3 separate regions of the Homo sapiens genome follow, and regions 1 and 3 are each linked to region 2. Evidence: chromatin loops called from intact Hi-C (ENCODE). Cell type or tissue: Caco-2. All regions are shown on one strand. Links, peaks and the distances in the headings refer to the core of each region. The heading gives the core; the rest is flanking DNA.

Region 1 (8,344 bases), core at 1,331-6,330, 250 kb before region 2:
AACAATTCTAGGGTTAAGACATGGAGGAGGAGGGGTGCCTCTGAGTTTGACAGTATCTCTTAGCGCAGGTACTATAACACACACCCTTTATTCCTTTAGTCCTTGGATTCCTGGCATCTGCCAGTAACCCTATGTGATGGCCAGTCAGGAAGGAAAGCAGTCACACAGTTTCCTTTTGCAGTGCACAGGAAGAATACGCATGAAGGGAAAGTCTCAGGTTAGCCTTCCCCTGTACACATAACAGTATTTTTTAAAAATCACATGTTAAAAGCAAAACATCATGAATTCAATGTCAAGAAATTGAAACATTTCTTTGAATCAACTTATTTATAAGTATTATTGAGTTCCTGTTCCAAATTTTGCATTCTACTCTGATTTTCTTGTATATAAAAATGATCACTCAATTACTTAGGGGCAAATCTAACAATATTCATGCCTTCCTTAAAATAAAGACAACAATAGTTAACCATTATGTAGTGTGTTGAGTAGTATTCAAATATCCTTGCAAAGAAGCCACAAACCTTATCAGAATACTAATATGTTGTTATCAGAAAATTTGTAGTGATGGTGGTAACCTGACAATCATAAACCCACAGTAATTCTGATTCTTTTATGGTTTCAATATGAATACAGCTGAAACCAAATATTTTAATTTATGAACTATGTTAAGTTTCTCTTTTCCATTTATATGTGGGATGGACCACATGCAGCAATATCTAATTTAGTAAATATTTCAAGCATATATCAAACCATGATGCATAAAATATAATGAAAAGGAAAAATATTAATACTTTAATTATTACTCAAGAAAGAACACATGACTAAGCTGTCACCAACTGCCTATCATAATGCTATAAAACTTACTTAGGACCAACTAATAAAAGCTCAAAAACCGTACAACTACTGAAAATGTCTAGTATATAACTTGAGAACATCTGTCCCTTTTAATTCAAACCTTTTCAAATTTAAGTTCAAGGAACTTCTATCACTACAGAAAATACAGAAATGTATCATCTAATTTTGAGTACTATTTCTGCCAATCCTTTGCTCAAACCTTCCACAGGCTCCTATGGAATAAAGCTGATGTTCTGGTTCTGGTACCCTAAATCCTCCATAATTTGGACCCCCTCACTTCAGCCTTATTTCCTCTTGCTCCAGCATGAGGAAATCTTTTCTCTAGAGAACCTGAATTCCTGAACCTTCTCAACTCTGCACCTTTACTTTTGCTCTTTCTGAAGCTTGTCTGGAACACCTTTCTTGCTTTACTCACTGAAGTCCCACCTGAATCAAGTTAAAATGCTTTACAGAAACCTGTACTGGTTCATGTTTGTGATCCTACAATCTGAGCTTAGACACTGGCATGAAATGATGCTCTTCAAATCTGCTGAATTAATCTGACTCTAAAGCCAATTTAAGACCATACAATAGTCTGCCCCTCACTGTTCCAACTTGGTCATTTCCAGTAACTGATCTTTGTAGTCACTGTGCTCATACTGCATTTACTGCCCACACTGAGGGTGTTTAAAACTTGCTGATTTCATGGAATCTCTGTGTTTTTCTCATGTTAATCAAATAAGTGGCCACCTGTCCTGTGTGCGGCACACAATGCTGAGGATGCAGAGATGCAGGATGACCTTTTCTGTGAGAACATATACACAATCTACGATACAAGTATCACACAAAGAACCAAAAGGACGTAGAAATCCAAAGGAGGAGGGAGTGCCTGTCTGACGGAAACATGCCAGACACTATACAGAAGCAGTGAGGTTCGATTCTACTGTCACAAGGAAAGTGTTCATGGTGATTCAGGGCCTCCGGCATTCCTCTCCTTTCTGAGCTCCTATAGTACTTACGTTTTACACTACTTCTTTTACCCTTAATGATGAAGATGAAGGTCAGAAACTGATTGCATTTGCTGAGCAATCACTATATGCCAGAGATTCTTATAATTAGCACTTTACATGATATTAATGCATTTAACTGTCACAAAAACCTAATCTATTAAAATACTCCTGGATTTACAGATTAGCAAACTGTGGCACAGAGAAATTAAACATCTTGGAAAAATTACACAGGTATTAAGTGGGTGGCATGGGACCTACTATGCATGGAAAAGTCAAAAGGGCCAGTTTTAGGTGGCATGGTCAAGGAAGAACTATCCCTATAAATAGTAGTTGCAATGAGACCTGAAAAAAGAGAGTCAGACATGTAAGGATGAGTTTTTCAGGCCAAGTAAACTACAAGGAGAAAGGCCCTGGGATGAGAAAAACCTGGCGTGTGTGGGAAGTGGAAGGAAGGCCAACGTGGCCAGAGTCAAGTGAAAGGGAGAAAGAACAAGAGATGAGCCTCCAGAAGCAGGCAGGGGCCAGCTCACGTATGGCCTGTGGGCCTGGGTTAGGAGTCTGGGTTCTATGTGTACTGATTTACCTTTACACTACACAACTCTTATGTCTTGTTCTCCACAGTGAGAGTGTCAATGGCAGAAACCAGCTATTATTTTTTAAATGTCTTGTAGCACCCAGCTCATAGTATTATGCAAAATACTCTGTGAAACATTCCCTAACTGTGATAAAAATGAGGTGGGTGTAACTGCATGCAGGAGTGGCTGAAATGGTCTAATGTCGGAGATACAAATGGAGAGACAGAGAGGCATTCCAGACCTGTGGTATGCCAGTTTCATGGCTGCAGAGGGGGAACTTAAGACGTTCTAATAAAAATAAGATGGAACATGGAAAAATAAGATTTTGTTTTGGGGAGGGAGTATAGTTTTTGTTTTTGTTTTTTGGGACAGCATCTTGCCCTGTCACCAAGGTTGGAGTGTAGCGGCTCAATCGCAGCTCACTGCAGCTTTGAGAATAGGAAAAAAAAAAAATCTTCTGTAAATCAAGATATAATTAGAACTTATACTCAGATTTTCCTTTAAAGGAAAACAAATCTTCAAATGTCTTCTAAATGAGAGCGCTCCAGTTTTCTATGAGAATACAACAGATGCTACAGTGTACGAATTCTGAAGAACGCAGGACTAAGAAATGCCCAGTGAAAGCAAAGTACTCAATTACTAACGAAATGTTAACATGTCATTCTGGCAAGAAGAAAAATATCATGGAACAGCAGAATGAACCTGGGCACTGGAGTCATGAAAGTTCACAATCAGAACTCTAGTTTAGCCACTGTGGTATAACACCTAAAATTAAGGTTCAATATCATGTGCCGCTTTGACACCTGGTAAAATCGGGAAGGCCTTGAATGATCTAACCCAGGGATCCCCAAACCCTGGGCCACAGACTGCTAACAGTCTGTAGCCTGTTAGGAACTGGGCCGCACAGCAGGAGGTGAGCGGCTGGGGAGCAAGCATTGTTGCCTGAGTTCCACCTCTGTCAGATCAGCAGTGGCATTAGATCCTCATAGCAGTGGGGATCCTATTGTGAACTGTGCGTGCGAGGTATCTAGACTGTGCGCTCCTTATGAGAATCTAACTAACGCTTGATGATCTGAGGCAGAAGAGTTTCATCCCCAAACCAGCCTGCCCCGCCCCTGCCGTGGAATAACTGTCTTCCACAAAACCAGACCTTGGTGCCAAAAAGGTTGGGGACCACCGACGTAACCCATACGTTCCCCTCTCCACTCTGCTCTCATGAATAAAGGCCCCTAGCGAAACCATCCACCTTACCAAAGGGGCCAGATGCAGTTCTTCCTTATCCTTGAATAGTAGGTTTCAGTTTCTTGTCAGCTTGAGGAATTATTCAAACAAGCCAATCACATCCTTCCATGGGAACCAGGGGATACCCCCACCCTCTTGATACTACAAAGCCTGCCTCCCATAGCTCCTAGTTGTTTACTCTGTTCCCAAGTGCAACTCCACGTGACCCCACTTGAGGCACAGGGTCCTCTTTGCCTTAGCTGTGAACATAGGTAACTAACTGCTGCTGAGCCCAACTGACGTGTTCAGCCATCCTCATAACCCTATGGCAGGAATCCTTCCCTTGTCAAAGGGGTGAGGAGGAAGTGACCAAAACCACCACTTACTGGCTGTGTGAATCAGACCTCACACCAAGTAACTTAACTTTTATCTCCAAGCTTTTTATTCTGTAAACTAGGATTAAGAATATTTACTCTGCAGGTTACGGTTAAGTATTATCTCTAGCAGTTATTATTGTGTGTTGTATCTAGCAGTGCAGTTTTAGACTCATGACTGATTCTACTAATAAAATCCTTATCCCATCACCTGTCCCTATCACCATAACTATTACTATTGATTTCAAGTGTGTAAGTTCAAATTATAGAGTTTGAAACAATAGGTGGGGACATAAATAACAGGCCAGATTTTATTTAAGAAGCAATCTGGCTTATTTACTAGACATCACTTAATTTCAGCCACTAAGAAAACAACTATAAGGAGAATTAACAAGAGTTTTGGGAAAATAAGTAGACATGAAACCAAGACTGCTTTCCAGATACTAAATACTTGGTTGAACTGTAATTTGATTCTGTGAATCTGGATATGCAAATGATGCAGCGATTTATGGCAATAAAGGTCTTTTTAATGAGCTAACATTCTGTGCGCAAATGCTTTATTTTTAAGCAAATGGAAAAAAATCACTTGCTTCAGATAAGAGACAAGGGGAAAATTGGAGCTAATAAAGCATTACACTGAGAGAATTTCCTTTTCTTCAGTTTTTCCTTCTCACATCTTAATTGTGCTACTTATTAAACACACCCCCAATCCAACTGTTTCCTGAACTCAGTAGTACATCTTTATGCCTTTCAATTTTTATGCAATTACCTAATTTATACAAGTTTGCATATTTGTACATTTACAGAGAGGAAAATTATAAAATATATAGTCTAATATACACATAATAAAATGAAAATTTATAACTATTTAAATAATGGAGGGAAGAAGACTTACACAATATAGTGAGAACTCCTTTGGACACACATAGGGTGATCATTTTGGGAGTATCTGTTTCGTACCAAGAATTTTTTGCCTTTAAATTTTGTCTAGTTAAGTAGAGCTAATGCACAATTGTGTCATTTGGGGGATGCAAACTTTATTCTCTTCAGAATTCTAGTTTGATACTGAAATATTACTGTCATAAAATTAGAGATAAATCACAATCCAGGTTATGTTAGTAAGCAATTGGATGTTACATTGAGATCTTTTTTTTGCTCTTTGGCTACCACATTCAATAAGTATTTAAGCACTAGTTTAAAGTGGATGATTGTTAATGTACAACAAAATTGCACAGTAATAAAGCCTGTAATAAAAATAAGCGGAACACCCACAGCTCATACAGTGTAGTTAAGTGTATTAGCTGGTCTCAAAAGCATTAACTTTTACTCAAATAGCAGCAGTATTCTGCACAACCTATTAGCTTCAGACAGTGCATATTAGCTGCAGACTACCAGAAATTTTTATATTTGTATGTTCAAATAAAATGGGTTTCACTATATTATAAATAGTTCCATATAATATTGAGGATTTATTTTAAATGTAAATGAGAAAAAAGGGGAATCTTTTTTCCCTTACAAACGAGGTAACTTAAAAATTTACCATTCTTAGTCTACATGTATTCCCGTATTTTACATCTTGTGAAAAAGCAAGACATGATATACTTCTATTAGTTAGCTTTTCTTGGAAGTTGTAAATTTATAAAAAGAGATCACTGATGGGCCAGCCCTTCATTTACTCTCATTCTGTTAAATTTGTCTTTCTCTTAGGCCATAGCTTGGGAATGTTAAATCCAAAATTTGGCTCAGTGTTTTTAAAACTTAAAAAAAAAAAGTCATAAAGACAAGCTGTTTTCTTGATCCTTTAATGCATTTTCAACGTTTAAATATCACATATTCTGGTTAATCATAGCCAATAAGATATCATCAGATCATATAAATCTGCGTCAATGTACTTAGTTTCAAAAAATTAAAAACAACCAATTCATAGTGCCAACCATGCTCAAAAATCATTAACATTCACTGTTGACATCAGTCCAAAGCATTCACCTGCATTAAAACACTTCATTAAAACACTCAAGAACTCTATCACTATTTATCTAGAAGCACGCATAAAACAAAATTCAGTTTTACATACAATAGGATTTAATCAGCTGTTTTTCAGCTTTTTTTTAATGGAGTCAACTTATAATTTTTTATTATTATGAAGTTATTCTAATTCTTTATAGAGGAGCACAATAATGATATAGCAAAATTCACTTGGGAGAAAAGATATGAGTATAAGATTTTGGTCCACCACAGTATCCTAGGTGCCTGAAACAGTGCCTGGCATACAGAAACTGACATTCAATAATTATTTTCTGTATGAATAAACAACTGGGTACACTTTTCCACCAAAAAGTAATATTTATTTTTTCCTTCCATTCACATCTTATCACAGGAATAAAGTATTAAAGGCATCATAAGTTAAAAGTTCTGTTAATGGCATCATAAGCTGAAAGTTTAGTGTTTAATATATTCAAGTTGCATCATAATCAAGAATCTTTCTATCATGATATCGAAGTGTCTATTCTTATAGAACCACACATAAATTATATTAATATTAACATCTATTATATCTGTTAATATGTTAATAGTTTATTATTAAATTATTAATGTCATTATCAAAGGCAAGAAAAAAGTAACAGAAAAGAAGTCTCTGTGTGACTGTTATCTGGAAATGAATCTATAATGTAAATACATCTCTATATGGCTGGGAAAGTTCTTTCAAAAGTTCAATTAAATAAATTTTAATTGAACATGAAATGCCCAAAATTGAGAAAACCACTACCAAATTTGGACAGAGTAATAGTAAGCATCCTTCTCAACTAATGAACTTGAGACGAGAAAGTAAGGAGAAAAAGAACATGGTAGAGCTGTGGAGAGACTGACAGCAGGAATTTATCAGTAAGAAGGTATAACTGATAATGTTGATATATGCACTTACATAAAAAGCCTTCTGAATATTAAAAATATTAAAAATCATATCACTGATGTAAAAAATTTGTTTAAAGTCCTATAGTAATCATTTCTAGAAATTTGCTTTTAAATGCTGATGCTATTTGTTATGATTTTTGGTTATTCCTTTTGTTTCACTTTTTGCCAATTATGAACGAAGAATCCTCATACAAATAATAATTGCACTTATGATACCTTTCAGCTCACAATCTTAATGCATTAACCAATTAATTAAGAAGGAAATATTTATCCCAAATTAGGGTAATCAGAATTAGGAATGGCAAGAACTCTGTTGCTTCTTTTCTCTACACATACCATTTTAGAATTTGACTGCTTGTGATATAATTACTGTATCTGACAAAACATAGAAAGAGAAATTAATGAAAAACTGATTTCTGGATATAGCTGCAGAACATTTATCCAAATTTTCTGTACTGAAAGCTGTACATTACAGTGTGATGACTAGTAGCGTTTGCCTACATGCTTTACACTTAAATCATTAGATATAAACGTGGTTTCATATGACCTGTCTGTGAGAGCTTATTTAGTAGTCTTAGATCATCATCTTCTAATGACTACTTATCAGCTTGTACTACAGTATGTGGGCCAAGTTGGCCCATTCTTACTGAAAATATTTTGAATTAATTTTAACCCCTAAATATTAAGGCCCTATTTTCACAAAGTATCACATAACTACATTTGAACAGGAAGATATTTCTACGTATAGTGGTTAATGCAAACTAATATATAGTGGTTTTCAGAGGCTAAAAAAAAATCTGTTTATACTATTTTATTTTTACTGCAAAGTTCTATTTTGTACTTTTAAAGAGGAGATCTGAAGATGTCAGAAGTGATGGTAAATCTATAAACCTCACTTTACAACTTATAAGACAGCTCTATTAAATAAAATGTTATCTAAGAAAAGGATAAGAAAATTAACAGCTGACATATACCACAGCTCACAGGCATCAGAGAAGTTTTTTTAATGATTTAAATCTATCCATATTAATATATTGTACTCATAGCATTTTCCTGAAAAACTGGAAAGCTGGCTGGTGGCAACTATTGTTTTAGACAACCTACTACTTCTGTGGCTTTCCCGCTGCAGAAACATTCAGGAAAGCATCTTTGAACAGCTCACTAAGCATGACCCCAGTGGACCTCAATCACATTAAACAAAATAAATCCTTAGCAAACAGATTCATCTTCCTGACTTTTTCTTTCTTCAGTGTACCATCTTCTTTGAGTCACAAAGGCTCAAAATAGCAAAGTGGTTTTTCACACCAAAGCCTGTGAAAACTTCCTTTGTCGTATCTCAAGCACTCATCTCAAAACCCTTTTATTTCTATTCACCCACTTCCAGTTCCCAGTGAAGATACCAAATAGATAAATTCTC
Region 2 (8,344 bases), core at 1,040-6,039:
GTGGTTCCTGAGATGCATTGCTCCAGAAGGAACTTTGGGTGACCTCACATTCTGGGGACATCCTTTGGGTGACTAGATGGCTGGAAGGAGGGGAACAGGTGCTGAAGAATGGGTGAGACAGAGGGAGGTGGGAATGGAGGATGGTGAAGACAGGCTGCCTGGTATACAGTTGCCCCGATGGCATCTGGCTGAGAGCAGTCCATTCTATTGTTACATTTCCACTGTAATTACTTTGTCTTTAGTTTTTCAATTTGTTGGACTTAACTCTTCTAAAAGGAGTGAGAAAGAATGTCAGGAGAAAATAAAAATATGCAGTGGGATAGGATGAGGGGCCAGCAACATTCAGACAGAGATTGCTTAATTATGCTGTAACCAATTTACTGCTGAGAAAGAGAAGAACGGGAAAGCCCTTAAAGGAGTAGAAAGGACAGGCTGGGCTGGTCCTGAAGCCAGGGAAGCTGATGTACCTCCATGGCTTAATCTTGTTTTTTTCTTTTTTGGGGGGTGGGGGGTCAGGGATGGAGTCTCGTTCTGTGGTACAGGCTGGAGTGCATTGGCATGATTTCGGCTCATTGCAACCTCTGCCTCCCCGGTTCAAGCAATTCTCCGGACTCAGCCTCCTGAGTAGCTGGGATTACAGGTGCCCGCCACCACACCTGGCTAATTTTTGTATTTTTAGTAGAGACGGGGTTTCACCACATTGGCCAGGCTGGTCTTGAACTCCTGACCTCAGGTGATCTTCCCACCTTGGCCTCCCATAGTGCTGGGATTACAGGTGTGAGCCACTACCCCCAGCCTCTTTTTTTTTTATTTTATTTTTTTATTTTTTTATTTATGGGTGTCAAATAGCTCTTAGAAGGGCTGTACCTTAGTTTATTTAATTTAGCATGTAAATTTTATATAACGACCTATAGCAGTGATTTTGAAACTTAAATTTGCACAAGACTCTTGTGTTGAAATGCAGACTCGTGGACTCCCTTCCTTAGACTCTGATTCAGTGGGTTTAGGATCTGCATTTTATCCTCCATGGTTTGTACACTCTGTCTCCATGGACTACATCCAGAGAAATACTGTCCTAGATCACAGGTGAGAAAGAGAAAGCATAATTTTGATGACCATATTCACACCAAGAAAAGAAATACAGAAGTGACCAAAAGAAATCTTAGATTAAGAAAAACATCAGTATTTATTTCAGTAAGATATTTGTGTGGTGTGTGTGTGTGTGTGTGTGTGTGTGTGTGTGTGTGTGTGTGTTTAGTAAGAGAGAGCTAAGAGACCTAAATAAGGTATTAGGTAGGAGGTTTGGGGTCTTCTGATGTAGTGGCTTGCAACTTATCACCCAGACCCAGACCTGGTTTTAAGGATTCTTCTCTTTACTAGTGTATGCCTCAAATTCTCTTTTCCAAAGCCCATCAAATCAGTAGCAAATGTGAAACATTTGCTGGCCTGTCCACCTAATCCATCATAGTATAATACAAAGAGATACAAAGGGATTGGGGTGGATAAAGGAAATCGATACCTGTTTCCTGTTCTTTACCTTAAGATCCTTTGTCTGGTTTCGGTGTGTCTTCAACAGAATAGGAAACGTAGCTCAAATTCCTAATCAAAATCAGATAAAACATAGGTGATAAGATATTGTGTCTCTTCTTTTAGCAGATAAAAAATTTGAATTATAAAGGGACCAAATTGTTGGAGCCCACTGCAATTTTTTAGTTACTAGACGTTTTTGTGAGCTTCATAGTCATTTATAAACCTAATCATAAGATATTTAGAGACAAAGCCAATATTACAATAGAAATTAAGGCAATTGAACAAAAAATCTGATTCTCCCCAAATTACAGATAATCCTATATACCTTACAATGTAGATTGTAAAAATTTAGGTATGATATCAAAGTCACTGCTTAGTAACATACCTAAGTCATTCCTTCAAAATCGTCATTTAGTGAAAGAGAATAAAGCCCTTTTCTTAGCCTTTGTATAGAGATGCATTTGGTATTAGATTTGATAGGAGACCCTAAGGTGGCAAAAGAAAGTCTATTTACAGCAATCTAATAAAGCTTGCGCACCCACCTCATAGCCTTCCTTTCCCACCTGCAAATAAACACCGTCACTTAAGTGTGGTTAATGTTGGCTTCCTTTCATTTTGTTTGTCATTGTAAAGCAGGTGTTGTTCCCCAAAATTGTTCTCCATAAAAGAGGGAGTTGCCAAATAACTAAGTCCTTACAGTCTTTGTCTTATTACGGGGTTCTCTCTTGAGTTTTTAATTTTGAACAGTGAAGTACTATTTGGGAATGAGATATTAGTTGAAATGAACCTCCTTAATATGAGTCTTCAATGCTGATAGATGTCATCTAATGAAATCACTAATTTTTAAAGGAGGTAAGGAAATTTAACACAGATATTGTAATTTTTAGTGGGGGTATGACCTCACAAATACTTGTATTGAAGAACATTGTTAAAAGCTCTTTCAAATCACTTTCAAAAGCAATTCAGAAAGTTATTGCATTGAGGAGATCACTAATACACTCTTCCAGGATGCACTAAAAGGAAACTTCCCTAGCATTCTGCAAATAGGCACATGTGATTTAAGATATATTCTCTAATAACAACTTCATGCATTGATTTAAAAAGTGCTGTGTTTCAAAAACTTACTTGAAGTTTATGTATTTTGAAAAATGTTGGGTGAATCCACGATTAGTTCTAGTTATGATGATGTTGTATTTTGTTAATCTAGATTAGGATTGCCCTGACCGAAAAATTATTCCTTGTCCTCGAGAGAAGTATAAATGTGTGTGTGTTTTTTGGTATGCATTTACTTACAGGAGAATGTGTTATCATGCTAAAGAAAAAAAAGAAGGATTAGTACATTCGATTTCTTTCTTCTCAAGTTGAGCATAGACAGGACAGAGAACTGGAATAATTGGGCTCAGTGCCCACCTGGGCAATAAGACACGTGGGTTTATTAAAAACTGATGAACCTCTACTCCGTGTTTTGAATTCTCCATCCATAGCCTTCCCAGTCCCTTTACCACTTTAAGGCACATGGGTTCCCTGTATGGTTTCACTCCCAGGAAAGGTAGCATCTGTGTCTTTGTTGAAGGGTTGCCCCCAAGCGGTTGGAATCTAATTTGTCTACACTTGGGGAGTTGAAAGTGCCTGGAAAGTTAAGTTTTCTCAGAGGCAGTCCCTAACCAATGACTGATGAGTGCAGAGTAGGGTAGGGGGTAATAAATGGGCAGAATACCTTGCTCCCTGGTGGGGACAACTCTGAGGAAGTACACATGCCCTCTCCAAAGGTCTCCTGTAGAACTGAGCCTATGTTACCTTCTGTAGGACTTTGCTTTTTGCTTGCTTGGCCTTCTTCCTTTCCTGATCTCACTTCCCCTGTTGGTTTGTTTTGGGACATTTCCTAATAAATTGCTTTAGTATGAATCCTCATCTCAGGGTCTATGTCTAGGAACCCCTCCTAAAACAGGTGGTTCACTGTGGACCCTCACAATTGTCTTGCTGGGTTGTGGAAGTTAGACCACACATCTGAATAAAATGAATATCGCTTCCAGAGCAGGAAACGAGATGGCTTTCCTCTTTATAGCATATGCTGCTCAGATCACTCATTCAGAATCTAGGCACTCATTCTCCCAGCTGCTGGGAGCCCTGGCAACTCACACTCTTTTGTATCAATTGCCATTAGCCAAAGGACAGCCCTTATGGCATGGCTGGCCAATGTGGGAGTTCAGGTCCAGGCCTCTGTGTTTTTATTTAGAATGGCTTTGAAGAGCTATCCTAACTCAAGAGCTCCCTGTAGTATCAGCTGAGAACTCTGTTGCAATTCATTGCAACCCATTTTTTCTCTCTGCCCAATTTTGCCTTTTTTTTTTTTAACACCCCCACATATGTTGTTCTCAGAGGCACTCTTCCATAAAACTCGTGTTAGGAAATTTCTTAGAGTCTCTTTTCTGGGGAAACAGATCTATAATATTCTCCAACCTGAAGAGAGAACCCAGAAACCTAAACTCTGAGTTCTAGGAAACAAAGGCTCAAAGAAGTGAAGTGGCTTGCCCAAGGTCACACAGCTTATAAGGATTGACAGAGTCTGACTCAAACCACCTGAGTTTGAATCTAGACCACTCCCCCTTTCCATTTGCACATAAATCACCCAAAATACATGGCTAAATTATATTTTCAAAGATAGTGAGTTATTTTTATTTTATTTATGCATGGATTCTTAAACTGCTGCATTTCAGAAACCTACTTGAAGTGAAAATTATGTATTTTGAAAAAGTGTTGGGTAAATTTTGTGTGTGTGTGTGTGTGTGTGTGTGTGTGTGTGTGTGACAGAGTTTCGCTCTTGTTGCCCAGGCTGCAGTGCAATGGTGCCATCTCAGCTCACCACAACCTCTGCCTCCCAGGTTCAAGCGATTCTCCTGCCTCAGCCTCCCAAGTAGCTGGGATTACAGGCATGTACCACCACCTCTGGCTAATTTTGTATTTTTAGTAGAGATGGGGTTTCTACATGTTGGTCAGGTTGATCTTGAACTCCCCACCTCAGGCAATCCGCCTGCTTCAGCCTCCCAAAGTGCTGGGATTACAGGCGTAAGCCACCATGCCCGGCTGGGTAAATCTTTATTATCTTTATTTTAACAGTATTTTAAAATATTGTACTTACTTGTTTTTATTTTCCCCTATAGAAAATAAGCACTAACTAAACACTCTTCAGAATGAAGGACCATTTTAACCTTTTCTCTACCAAGCACACTTCTCTTTATTTGTGCTCTCACTAAGATTGAAACAAGAGTATTCTGGGCCAGGTGCGGTGGCTCACACCTGTAATCCCAGCACTTTGGGAGGCTGAGGTGGGCAGATCACTTGAGGTCAGAAGTCCAAGACTGACCTTACCAAATAGTGAAACCTCGTCTTTACTAAAAATTAGCCAGGCATAGTGGCAGGTGCCTGTAGTCCCAGCTACTCGGGAGGCTGAGGCAGGGGAATCACTTGAACCCGGGAGACGGAGGTTGCAGAGAGCTGAGATTGTGCCATTGTACTCCAGCCTGGGCAAAAGAGCAAGACTCAGTCTCAAAAAAGAAAAAAAAAAGAGCATTCTGGCAGCCAATACTCAGATAAATATCCACAGTAATGCTGTGTGCTCTCAGGATAAGCTTCTAGGCATTGGAAGAAAGTTTCCATCATATACTAATGATAACATTTTTCTTTGGAGCAAATGCCCAAAAGAATAGCATCTCAATCAGAGAACTTTCGTTAACTACCCAGACGAGTTCCTGTTGACCACAGTTAATGATAAAAAAAATACACATAGATGTGAACACACACACAGTGGATCTGAACTATCTTCCCTTCACTAACTCACATCAAGCTCTATCAACCTATGAGCAAATAGGAGTCAATTAAAAACCTTCATTAAGTTATCTTTTGTTCCTAGCTGTTCTATGGCTGCAGAAAGTGAATAGGATTATGCCTGTTTTGCCAGATATGATGTAGTATTAATAAAAAGAAAGACATAATCTCCTCTGCTATGAAGCCTTAGAAGAAAATAACTTCCAAGGAAAATATTCTTTATATCATTTAAAATTAAGTCTGTAATATTTTATTGGTATTTATTAATACATTTCATTAGTATTGTGAAGATGGGGGAGGAAGTAGTAAAAGGGAAAAGTGGAAGGTAAGGATATAGAATGCAGAATGAGAAAGTGAGATTGATAAGGGGCCAAACCTGCTGTTGATTGGTATTCCCTAATCTAATTGTTTTTTGGCCTACTGTGGCAATTCTTTGTACTTGAGTTCAAGAAGATAGTAGTAATATTCTGCCACGGCCCAGTAGAACTTTCCTATGACTACCATGTGCAATATAATTGTCACTAGACACATGCGGCTATTGAGCACTTGAAATGAGACTAGTGCCACTGAGGAACAAACTTTAATTAAAATTTAAATTTAAATATCCGCATGTGGCCAGTGGCTACTGCATTGGACAGTGCAGCCTAAAAGTATTATCAACAAGGTGAAAATTTTATTTGTTAACATCTTTCATTAAAATTCCCTCTAGGTACAAAAATGTCTTTCTTTGGCATGGCCTGTGCTAAGCCCATTGGGTTATGTATTCTACTTTACATGTATTAACTTATTTAATTCTCAGATTAACTTATTGAGAGTTACTATTATACCCAGTTAAGAGGCAATGAGTCTGAGGCACAAATAATTTAAGTAATGCCTAAGAATCACATGGTAAGTAGAGATCCAAAGACGTGGCTGTCATCAGGTGCTAAAGGCATGCTTGTAGAAGGATAAACTGCCTGGCATAAAAAAAGGGAACATCTGAAAAGATGATTAGAGTGAGAAAGATGGAGAGAACTGGGTCTCTATGGGGTAAAAAGCCCATGAGGCTACAGGGAAGGGACTAGAGCTGTGCTATAAATAAGGTAGCCACGAGCCATGAATGGCTATTTAGATTTAAATATGTTAAAATTAAATAAAGTTAACATTTAATTTCTCAGTCACATTGGCCACATTTAAAGTGCTCAAAAGCCACATGTGGCTAGTGGCAACTGTACTAAGCAGTGCAGAACATCTCCATCATCATAGAGTTCTATCGGACAGCTCTGAGTCGAATGATAGTTCAAGGATGGCTGCATCTACATGAACACAAGAGGTGGTTTTCACGGATTTAAGTCAAACCTCTTTTTCATCTTTCCCCCAAATTGCTGGCAAAGCCCATTAAGTTCATGAATCTCTGTAGAAGTGAGTGTAAATTGAAGAAAAGGCTGCACTTCTCGCCTAGGTGAATATGACTTGGTATATGGGGTCTCTCTCAAAAGCAAGAGGCTGGAATCTGAAGTAGTCACATAAAGTAGCCAAAAGTATTATTGAGGGGTAAGGGGGGCTTTGAACTCCCATAAACTATGGAATTAATTAGAAGAGTGGTAGTGGTTTGAACCGTTTTTTTTACTAAAATTTCTGGATACTCTGACCCTCTCCACTCCACCTGACAAAATTCATGTAACCACTCCTGTAATGTGAAATGGAGAACTATTTTCTACTCTAGTCTTGATCTCAGAGTCCTTAAAATAAGGACACTGGGTCTTTTTGAAAGCCACAATTTGTGGTCTGTATGTACCTAGCCCTCCTGTTATTGATTTTAAGTTACCACACAGGTGACATCCCTGGCTCTAAATATAATAGTGGTTAGCAATCTAAGAGCAAAACACTGTTTTAAGCATTTTATATATATTAAACCTATTTAGTTCTCAGATTAACTCAAAGAGATAATGCTATCCCCATTTTAGAGATAATGAATCCAAGGTACAGAGAGATTAGGTAACTTGCCACTATTCACATAGTAAGTGGGAGAGGCAGGATTTGAATGAATTTATCCCTAGACTCCAATCAATGTCTTTCTTATGTTTCAAAAGGCAGATAATCATAGTGATTTATGTCTTGTTGGCTTGGCCCCTGAATCCCACCCATGTGTGTTGCCTTCATGGATACTTCATGGCAAGAAGAGCTGACTCAGTCGGGTGTGGTGGCTCACACCTGTAATTCCAGCACTTTGGGAGGCCGAGGTAGGTGGATCACCAGAGATTGGGAGTTCGAGACCAACCTGACCAACATGGGGAAACCCCATCTCTACTAAAAATACAAAATTAGCCAGGTGTGGTGGTGCATGCCTGTAATCCCAGCTACTTGGGAGGCTGAGGCAGGAGAATCGCTTGAACCTGGGAGACAGAGGTTGTGGTGAGCCAAGATTGCGCCAAGAGTGAAACTCTGCCTCAAAAAAAAAAAAAAAAAAAAAAAAGGAGTTGACTCTGCAGGTGAATTTCAAACATTAATCCATGTGCCCATGATCTCTAGGAGTGTGGATTTGGAAGATAGGGGCATCCGGAACTATTTGTAACTGAAAGTACCAACCTCCACCCTTTGGGTGGAAAATAAAAGTATTCTTGGCTATCTGTGCAGCACTCTTAAGGAACTGGGTGCTAAGCTATTGAAAATTTCTAGTTGTTGTCTGAACACCTTCTTTTTTTTCTCACTGCAACCTCCACCTCCTAGGTTCAAGTGATTCTCCTGCCTCAGTCTCCTGAGTAGCTGGGACTACAGGCGTGTGCTACCACGCCCAGCTAATTTTTGTATTTTTAGTAGAGACGGAGTTTCACCATGTTGGCCATGCTGGCCTCGAACTCTTGACCTCAGGTGATCTGCCTGCCTTGGCCTCCCAAAGTGCTGGGATTATAGGTGTGAGCCAATGCACCTGGCCTTGAACATCTTATTGACACTATTTCACCAGCCATGTTACATACAGCAGAATGGGGGTAGTGATATATGCAATCTA
Region 3 (8,344 bases), core at 2,115-7,114, 370 kb before region 2:
AGGCTACAGGCATGAGCCACTGTGCCTGGCTCAATTTCATTCTTTTACATGTGGCAATCCAGTTTCCCCGGAATCATTTATTTGAAGAGACTATCCTCTCCCCATTGTGTCTTCTTGGTACCCTTTTTGAAAATTAGTTGCCCATATATGTTTGGATTTATATCTGAAATCTTTATTCTGTACCAATGGTCTATGTGTCTGTTTTTGTGCCAGTACTGCACTGTTTTGATTACTATAGCTATATACTATAGCTTTGAAATAAAATTTAAAATTAGGAAGTGTGATATCTCTTCCCCCCTCAACCCCACCTCAGGATTGCTCTGGCTATTTAGGGTCTTTGGTAAGTTTTAGGATTTTTTTTTTAAATTTATGTGAACAATGCCCTTGGGATTTTGATAGTGACTGTGTTGGATCTGCATATTGCTTTTGGTAGTATGGGCATTTTAACAATATTAATTCTTCCAGTCCATGAGCATGAAATATCTTTCTATTTGTGTCTTCTTCAATTTCTTTCATCAATGTTTTATCATTTTCTAGTGTACAGGTCTTTTATCTCCTTGGTTAAATTTATTCCTAAGTATTTTAATTTTTAAATGCTATCATAAATGGGATTGTTTTGATTTCTTTTCTTGGCTAGGTTGTCACTTGTGTACAGAAATGCCATGGACTTTTCTATCTAGATTTTAAATTTTATATCCTGTAACTTTACTGAATTTATTTATTAGATGGATACGGCTTTTGAGAAAGCCTCCTCATGTCTACAAAAATGCAAATAACTATTGTCAATAATGGAAAAAATGACTATAAAGGGAACAGAGGCATTCAGAAAATGAAACCATTTCCTTCAGCAACAGATGTCCAATTTTGGGTGGTTAATGTACAACCTACTTTAAGAGCAATGTCAGTTTATTAACATAAATGGTAGGTTAAATATCATCGACCAAAACAAAGGCCCTATAGTTATAGCTACCAGTATACTGAAGTATTAACTTAAAAGAGATTAAAAGCAGTAACACTGATCTTCAGTGGGATGCCGCTTTACCACATGCTCACAAGTTATGCTTCTTTGAAATTATTTTTTTTTTTAGAGGTCATAAAGTTTATAATGTAATATCAATGATTCTTAATATAGCATTTTGTTTTATTAAAGTGTGACCAAAGGTTTCTATCATACTATAAAAGGGAAATATAGAGCATTTTGGGCTATATTAACAATGAAAATCTGTCAAGTAATTTATTAATTTTATCTTTAGGTAAGTAGGCTAACTTTACCATTAACACAAAAGAGAAAATTTCTATTTCTCTCTCATTTTTCTCCTACAATCATCTTCAACTTTTATCCATAAAACTCCAGGGTGGATATAATCAAGGAGATTAAAAATCAATAAGAAAGGGTTTATCAAAACTTAGAAAGTAAAATACTTTTTTCTTAACATAAAAAAATTTACATAGAAAATACTATTCGTACATTTTGCAAAATTAATTTTGCTATACACATGTTGGTAGTTTTTAGACTGGATTGAAAACAGCATGGAATAAAGACAATTTTAGTTAATCTTGAGGTGTTTTTCTGAATGAGTTATGGCAATAGCTGCCTGTTCAAAGCCTTGAATGGTAGTTGAATAGCATTTCAGAATGTACTTGCATTCATGTGGCAACAACTGATGGAGAACTGAGGTCAGCTAACAGAAATGCCACAAAACCTTACATTCTTAAAAGTTCCAAAGTACAATTTGTAAAGAAGCTGATTGTACAAAGACAATCAACTGTAGAGTGGGAATGCAGAAACAAACGTACACCTCCTTTTGTGCTAACTCCTATTTATTTCTTGGAACTGTAGAAATGTTAAAACCCAAAACCTCTCCTTGGTGACTGTCCTTGTTTATGCTTTCTTTACCTTGTGCCTAGATGAAAAGCAACCCATTAGTTTAGTTAAACAGGCGCTTATCATGAAATCCAGATCTACTCAACACCCTCAGTCCCCTGGGAATTGGTACATGATGCAGAATATTTTTATTGACATTCTGACTGAAACTTTATTTTTTAGAGAAGGGGTCTCTCTCTGTTGCTTAGGCTGGAGTGCAGTGTCCTGATCTTGGCCCAGTGCAACCTCGAACCCCTGGGCTCCAGTGATCTTTCTACCTTGGCCTCCGAGTAGCTAGGACTACAGGGGGGTGCCACCAAGCCTGGCTGCTGACTAAAACTTTAATACACCTGTATTAGTCTGCCCGGGTGGCCATACAACAAACCATAGACTGGGTGGCTTAAAAAGCAGAAATTTATTTCTCTCAGTTCTGGAGGCTGGGAACTCAAAGATCATGGTGCTGGCTGATGTGGTTTCTGACGAGGACTCTTGGGGGCTTATAGATGGCTGCCTTCTGGATGTGTCCTCACAAGGCAGAAAGACAGAGTTCTCTGGTGTCTCTCCTTAAAGGGACATGAATCCCATTGGATCAGGGTTCCACCCTTATGACCTAGTTTAACTTTGATTACCTCTTTATAAGCCCTATCTCCAAATATAGTCACATTAGGAGTTAGGGCTTCAACATATTAATTTTGGGGAGAACACAGTTCAGTCCGTAGCACACACCCTTATACGAGGCCCTAGCCGAGCCTGGGACCAGCTACAGCAAACCATGCTTTACATCCCTATCGTCATCTCCCACCATGCAAGGCCCTCTAGTCAGTCATCCTTTTTACTCTCTCATCCCCACATTTCTTTGTCCTCTACTCCAGGATAATCCTCTTCCAGCTGCCCCCATTCTTTCTAACCACACCTTCTCAAAGATCCAATGAGGCAACATATTGTTTCTGTGATTCTCTTACTTCCCACTCACATTTCTTTAGATTGTAAATGGCCAGCCATGTAAGTCCTACAGTAACAGTAATGATAGTAGCCCCAAGTTACTAGCAAGTTTGAATAGTATAGCTGTTTGCATGTTTCTACTAATATAGAGCCAACATAAGTTTCTCTTCAGTTTAATATTCTGGTTTTAACTAAGCAAAAGACATGCTGGTCAATTCTTAAAGCATTCACATTTCATGAAGTTAAGAACTAAATCAATTTGAGAATACTTACCAAAGTTATAATGCTTTAGTAATTAACTTAAAAGGTTGCCCTTTTATAAACAAAAATGTTTTAGTCTTTTCCATTTTTATTTATTTTTCAACTGGTTATGAATTCTCTTTTCTTGCCTTTTAAGTCCGTGGTAATATTTTATGGAATGTTGAACACTGCAATTTTTATGTTGTTGAGTGTTGGAATTTGTTGTATTTCCATAAAGAATGTTGTACCTTATTCCAAAGAATGTTGCATTTTACTCTAACAGGGAGTTAAGTTATTTAGGAACAGTATGATACTTTCAAAACTTGCTTTTAAACTGTTAGAGCAGATGCAATGTAGTCTTTAGAGTAATTCATCCCTACTAATAAGGCAGGATCTTTTGATGATTATATGCAAACTTAACCAAAGGCTCAAGGGGATCTCTCTTCAGATTTCTAGGGCATTCTCTCTGTACAATCCCTCTTCTCTGGGTTTCTGCCCCACAAATGCTAGCCATCTTGATCTTCCCAAACTCCTATCTCTGTCTCCTCAACTCAGTGACACTGCTGGCCTCTCTCTTTGGTTTCTTTCTCCTTGTACAGTATCCTGGAAACTGCTTCTAGGCAGTAAGCTGGGGACAATTGTAGGGCTTACTTCATCTGTTTCTCCTCTCAGGGAATGTCTAGTTTTCTAACTAGAAAGGTAGTCTAAGGTAGGAGTGTAAATCTGGCTCCTGTTATTCTTCATGGCCAGAAGCAGAAGTGAAAAAGTTGAGTTTCACTCCCATCTTAACTAGACATAGTCTCTGACCTCCAGGAGTTTGCGATAACAAAACTCTCTGGACAACATAGTCTTTGACCTCTAGGAGTTTTGTTATCTAATATAATATCCTGACATATTTTAAGTTGTCTCTTATGCCTGAGATTTATACAGAGTAAAAGCAAAGGAACAGTGGGGATAGCAGTCAAGGTTAAAAGAGGCTTGGGCTTGAAATAAGGCAATTTCACGGGGAGCCCTTTGGCCACATGGGGTTGCATAGGGGAATACAGTTTGTACATTATAGGTGCTGGGAATAAAGAGGCAGACTCATAATTCATTTTATAGATGACAGAAGATAATCCTCAATAGTTATCTAGATTATAAAAATAGGAGCCTAAAGCAAATTAAAATCATTAAATCAAGTTTGAGTTATAATTCATTCTTCCTACTAGTTTTTTTATAGAAAGTAAATTCCACCACATTTGAAACTCCAAACTTAACAAACTATAAAGGAGTTATCTAAAGATTTTATGCTGAGAATGAAATTGCTTTTTTTTTTTTTTTGAGATGGAGTCTCTCTCTGTTACCCAGGCTGGAGTGCAATGGTGCGATCTCGTCTTACTACAGCCTGCGCCTCCTAGGTTTAAGCGATTCTCCTGCCTTAGCCTCCTGAGTAGCTGGGATTACCAGTACCTCCCACCACGCTCAGCTAATTAGTGTATTTTTAGAAGACACAGGGTTTCACCATGTTGGCCAGGCTGGTCTCAAACTCCTGACCTCAGGTGATCCACCCACCTCAGCCTTCCAAAGTGCCGGGATTACAGGTGTGAGCCACCGCGCCCGGTTGAAATTCCTTTTTTAGACATCTCAAAGGCGAGGTCATCACACCTAACACAGCTAATATGGACTTTCAGTTCAATAACATTCCACGTAATGATACTCATAGCCTTCAAAGTGTTTACAGAGGTCCACACATACCATTTTTTCCTCACAATAATGCTGCAAGATAGGGTCAGAAGTACAATCTTTAATTCACAAATGAGGGCACCGATTTATCCAAGGTCACTAGCTAGTTAGTGAGAGAGCTGGGCCAAGGCTCTGGCTTTCTTGACAGCTTCAAAACTCAGTATAACTTAGGTCCTTTGACTTAATTTTCTTTAACATGGCAAGGTATAACCTTGCATTGTTCTCATGACCTGACACTGATAAGTCTAGCAATAGGCATCATAAGGTTTGCTGAAAAGATGCATGCAAGGGCATGTCACTATGACTTAGAGAAATCAGGCATAAATGTAGTAGAGATCAGGGCAACAGCTTAGAGCAAAACAATAAAAAACCATCTCATGCTATGGAGCAACTCCAGTGTTTTCATTTAAAACCTTGCCATCCATTACAAAGGACAAAGAAAGAACTTTAGAACATCAAAATGAGATTATTATGCTATGTGCATGATACTGCTTTGGCAGTGCTGCTTACAAAGTATAGGACTTTAATATATTTTCCAAAGTAGGTTAAAAAAAGAAACAGTTTAGCTGGGGAAAGAGGCCATTTATTAAGAAGGTAGGTACTGGCTGAGACTGGCAAGAACTACAACATTACTCACAGTGTTCAGCCACATTTTCAGAGTTGCTACTATGTACCTCTTTTGAGAGCTGATGGGGCCATTCTTGCCCTGGCATACCAGAAGAACAGGAGCCACCAACTTGGCACATGAAGTGAAAAGGGATATTCCAAGATTATATATTGGTCTAACAGACAGTACAGGCTGAGTCATATGGTTATAGAGATAATAATAAATAAAGCTACTCTTAAAAAATAAAAAATATGGCTTGGAAGTCCTTCTGTTTGTTTTTAAATATTTTACTGAGTGCAAGCAAGGTTAAATGAAGTTAAGGAGGAGAGCAGCACGTGAACCATAAGGATAAGAAAAGAGAAGAGAAACAGCAGCAGAAAAATCAGGAGGCTGGAAATGCAGAGAGAAGAGACCAGCTAACGGGAAAAGGGATTAGAGAGAAGGAACAACCAAGAATACACCGCAAAGTTCTGTCTTAAAGAAGTAAGTAAGTGCTGGTCCACTTCAGTTTGCCATTGGCTCCATCTTAGTGACTCCCATAGAGGGTTAGGCTTCCAGCTTGAAGGTGGAGTCAAATCAAAGCCTGAGGTGAAGGTGGGGTTTGTGCATGTGTATGTACTGGAAATGGAAAACATGTACAATAGATAAATTGTTTTTATATTACAAACACCAGAAAGTAAAGCAAAATGCAACAGAGTCCCTGGGCTGATAGGAACAAGACAAAGAGGAGTAAGAAAAATGTGTAAAAGGAGTAAGAAAAATAATGAAACAGCTTTATATGATGTTCTAGTTGTGAAAGATGGTGTAGGTTATAATTTCTGTAACCTCTGACGTGATTCATTTTCTTTCTCTTAGTTGCTTTTTCTATTAGGATTCCTGAAAGAGGCAGTCTTTAGAAGGCAGTCATGAGTAAGCTGATGTGAGAACATATGTATATAAAAGCCAGTAGTTCACACTGATTTGGCTATTTCTCTGCAGGCAGGCAGAGGAGAGAGTCTAATGCTAACCTTAAGAGTATCACTCTTCCCTCCAGTCTTCCCTCCGGTATTCACACCAGGTCCCTGAGGACATCAGCTACTTCAAAGTATGGGAATAGCTTCCTTAACAAATCCTCTGGGCATAAAAGTTTTTTAAAAGTCAATGTGATCACCTCACTGGGACCTCCTTAGGGCTGGGTGGGTAGTATCAGAGGTCTCAGAAGGTAGTACATTCTGAAAGATGACCTGAAAAAAGAATGTGACAGCCACATGGGGATCTCTACTGAGAAAAGAATGTCTCCTATTTAGGAAGAGAAGTATCAGCTTTGAGAGCCTTCTGAGTTAGGGTGAGCAATCAACATCCTCGAGGGTGTTTTATGCTGTTATCAAATTTTAAAACACATTTGTTTAATTTGCATAAAGTAAAATCCATGCTGCATTAGTTATAAATCAGGTACAGGTGTTTCTGACAATAAATTTCACTAGAATGACTCCATTTACCAATAACAAGCTTACTGTATTAACAGACCACCACATTATAAATGTAGACTGAATGGGGAAATAAATCTAAATAGCAAAACAAATGAACCAATAAAGAAATAGCACTTAAGAATTTCAAAAGCAGCAACTGGTGAAGAACTAAGAGAAGTATACAGACCATAGTCAGCTACTTAATAATCTCATCATTTCTGGGTATTTTAAATGGTGGAAAAGACACACACCTGTGGTAAATCCCTGCCTGGGAGTAACACCTGAAACCTTTCTGTTAGTGTGGAGACCAAGAACCTACTAAACAGCTGGACAACAGACACAGAAAAAAATGTCTTATTGTTGGAACGAGATTGCTTAGCAAAGCCTGACACAGTTATTCCTCTCTTGAGAGAAGCTGTAAATAAACCCAAATAGTGAGCAGGGTAGTTACAAAATGTGCTCCTTGATCCTACCATAAGCAAAAAAACTTAATTTCTTATTTATACACCTCACTTTGCCAAACAAGAGTCAATTTGCAATAAAATATGTATGCTCAATAAAATAACTCTAACAGAAACAGAATAATCCAAGTCATCAAAAAAGCACGGATAAAACTATGGGAAAAAAGCATGTATAACTGGCATATATACTAATACATAATTCTCTCCCTGTCATTAGAGAAAAGTTATTTTTACTCTAGAGTGGAGAGAATTAATCATCTGTTTTCACCACTATAATCTTTATCTTTTCATTATCTTCATTAAAAGATAATTTTTAAAAATTAATTAAAATCTAAATGTTCTTGCCGGGCGCGGTGGCTCATGCCTGTAATCCCAGCAATTTGGGAGGCTGAGGTGGGCGGATCACCTGAGGTTGGGAGTTTGAGACCAGCCTGACCAACATGGAGAAACCCCACCTCTACTAAAAATACAAAATTAGCCAGGCGTGGTGGTGCATGCCTGTAATTTCAGCTACTCGGGAGGCTGAGGCAAGAGAATTGTTTGAACCTGGGAGGTGGGGGTTGTGGTGAGCTGAGATCGCACCATTGCACTCCAGCCTGGGCAACAAGAGTAAAACTCCGAATCCAAAAAAAAAAAAAAAAAAAAAAAAAAAAATCTAAATGTTCTTGACTTCAGAAATTCCTCAAGTAAGGGAAACAAAGAAACTCTGAATCATTTCTTGGGCAAATAGTTCTGAGTAAAAGACATGTGAGTAAAGAATGATGTTTGTTTAAGTGAAATATTTGTTTCTCTAAACAACAAGAACAATGACAACAAAAATAGGTCACTGGTAATTTTTAAGGGTAACTCCAAAATGAAGTCTTCTAAACATAAACTGAAGAGAATTTTCATAAGATACAGTGACTTTTCAATCAGATCAAGTTCTTTGAAAAATTTTTAAAAATGTTTAATTAATTTTATTTCAATAGTGTTAGGGATACAAGTGGTTTCTGGTTACATGGATAAACTGTATAGTGGTAAAGTCTGAGATTTTAGTATACCTACACGTGAGTAGTGCACA

Evidence for each region. A loop is a pair of places that touch in the nucleus more often than their neighbours do. Peaks named below come from ENCODE experiments on the same cell type or tissue, not always from the same donor. Only the 100,000 strongest peaks of a DNase experiment are listed, where the experiment ranks them.
Region 1: it touches region 2 in a loop (2.3-fold over the local background); 1 of 110 quality-filtered maps calls a loop at or near these places.
Region 3: a loop joins it to region 2, with 2.3 times the contacts of the local background. A loop is called at or near these places in 1 of 110 quality-filtered maps.

The regions. Positions count from the first base shown.
Region 1 is chr3:23,431,093-23,439,436 of GRCh38, reverse strand. The region is part of intron 3 of UBE2E2 (ubiquitin conjugating enzyme E2 E2); the gene reads right to left. Among named protein-coding and RNA genes, the nearest start is that of UBE2E2, 230 kb to the right of the region's middle. In Caco-2, for the core only: no CTCF peak of the experiment used is centred there; a DNase peak (open chromatin) is centred at 3,896.
Region 2 is chr3:23,178,680-23,187,023 of GRCh38, reverse strand. No RefSeq gene overlaps it. Among named protein-coding and RNA genes, the nearest start is that of UBE2E2-DT, 20 kb to the left of the region's middle. In Caco-2, for the core only: a CTCF peak has its summit at 3,111; a DNase peak (open chromatin) is centred at 3,103.
Region 3 is chr3:23,546,055-23,554,398 of GRCh38, reverse strand. All of the region lies in intron 5 of UBE2E2 (ubiquitin conjugating enzyme E2 E2), which reads right to left. Among named protein-coding and RNA genes, the nearest start is that of UBE2E1, 260 kb to the left of the region's middle. In Caco-2, for the core only: no CTCF peak of the experiment used is centred there; a DNase peak (open chromatin) is centred at 4,638.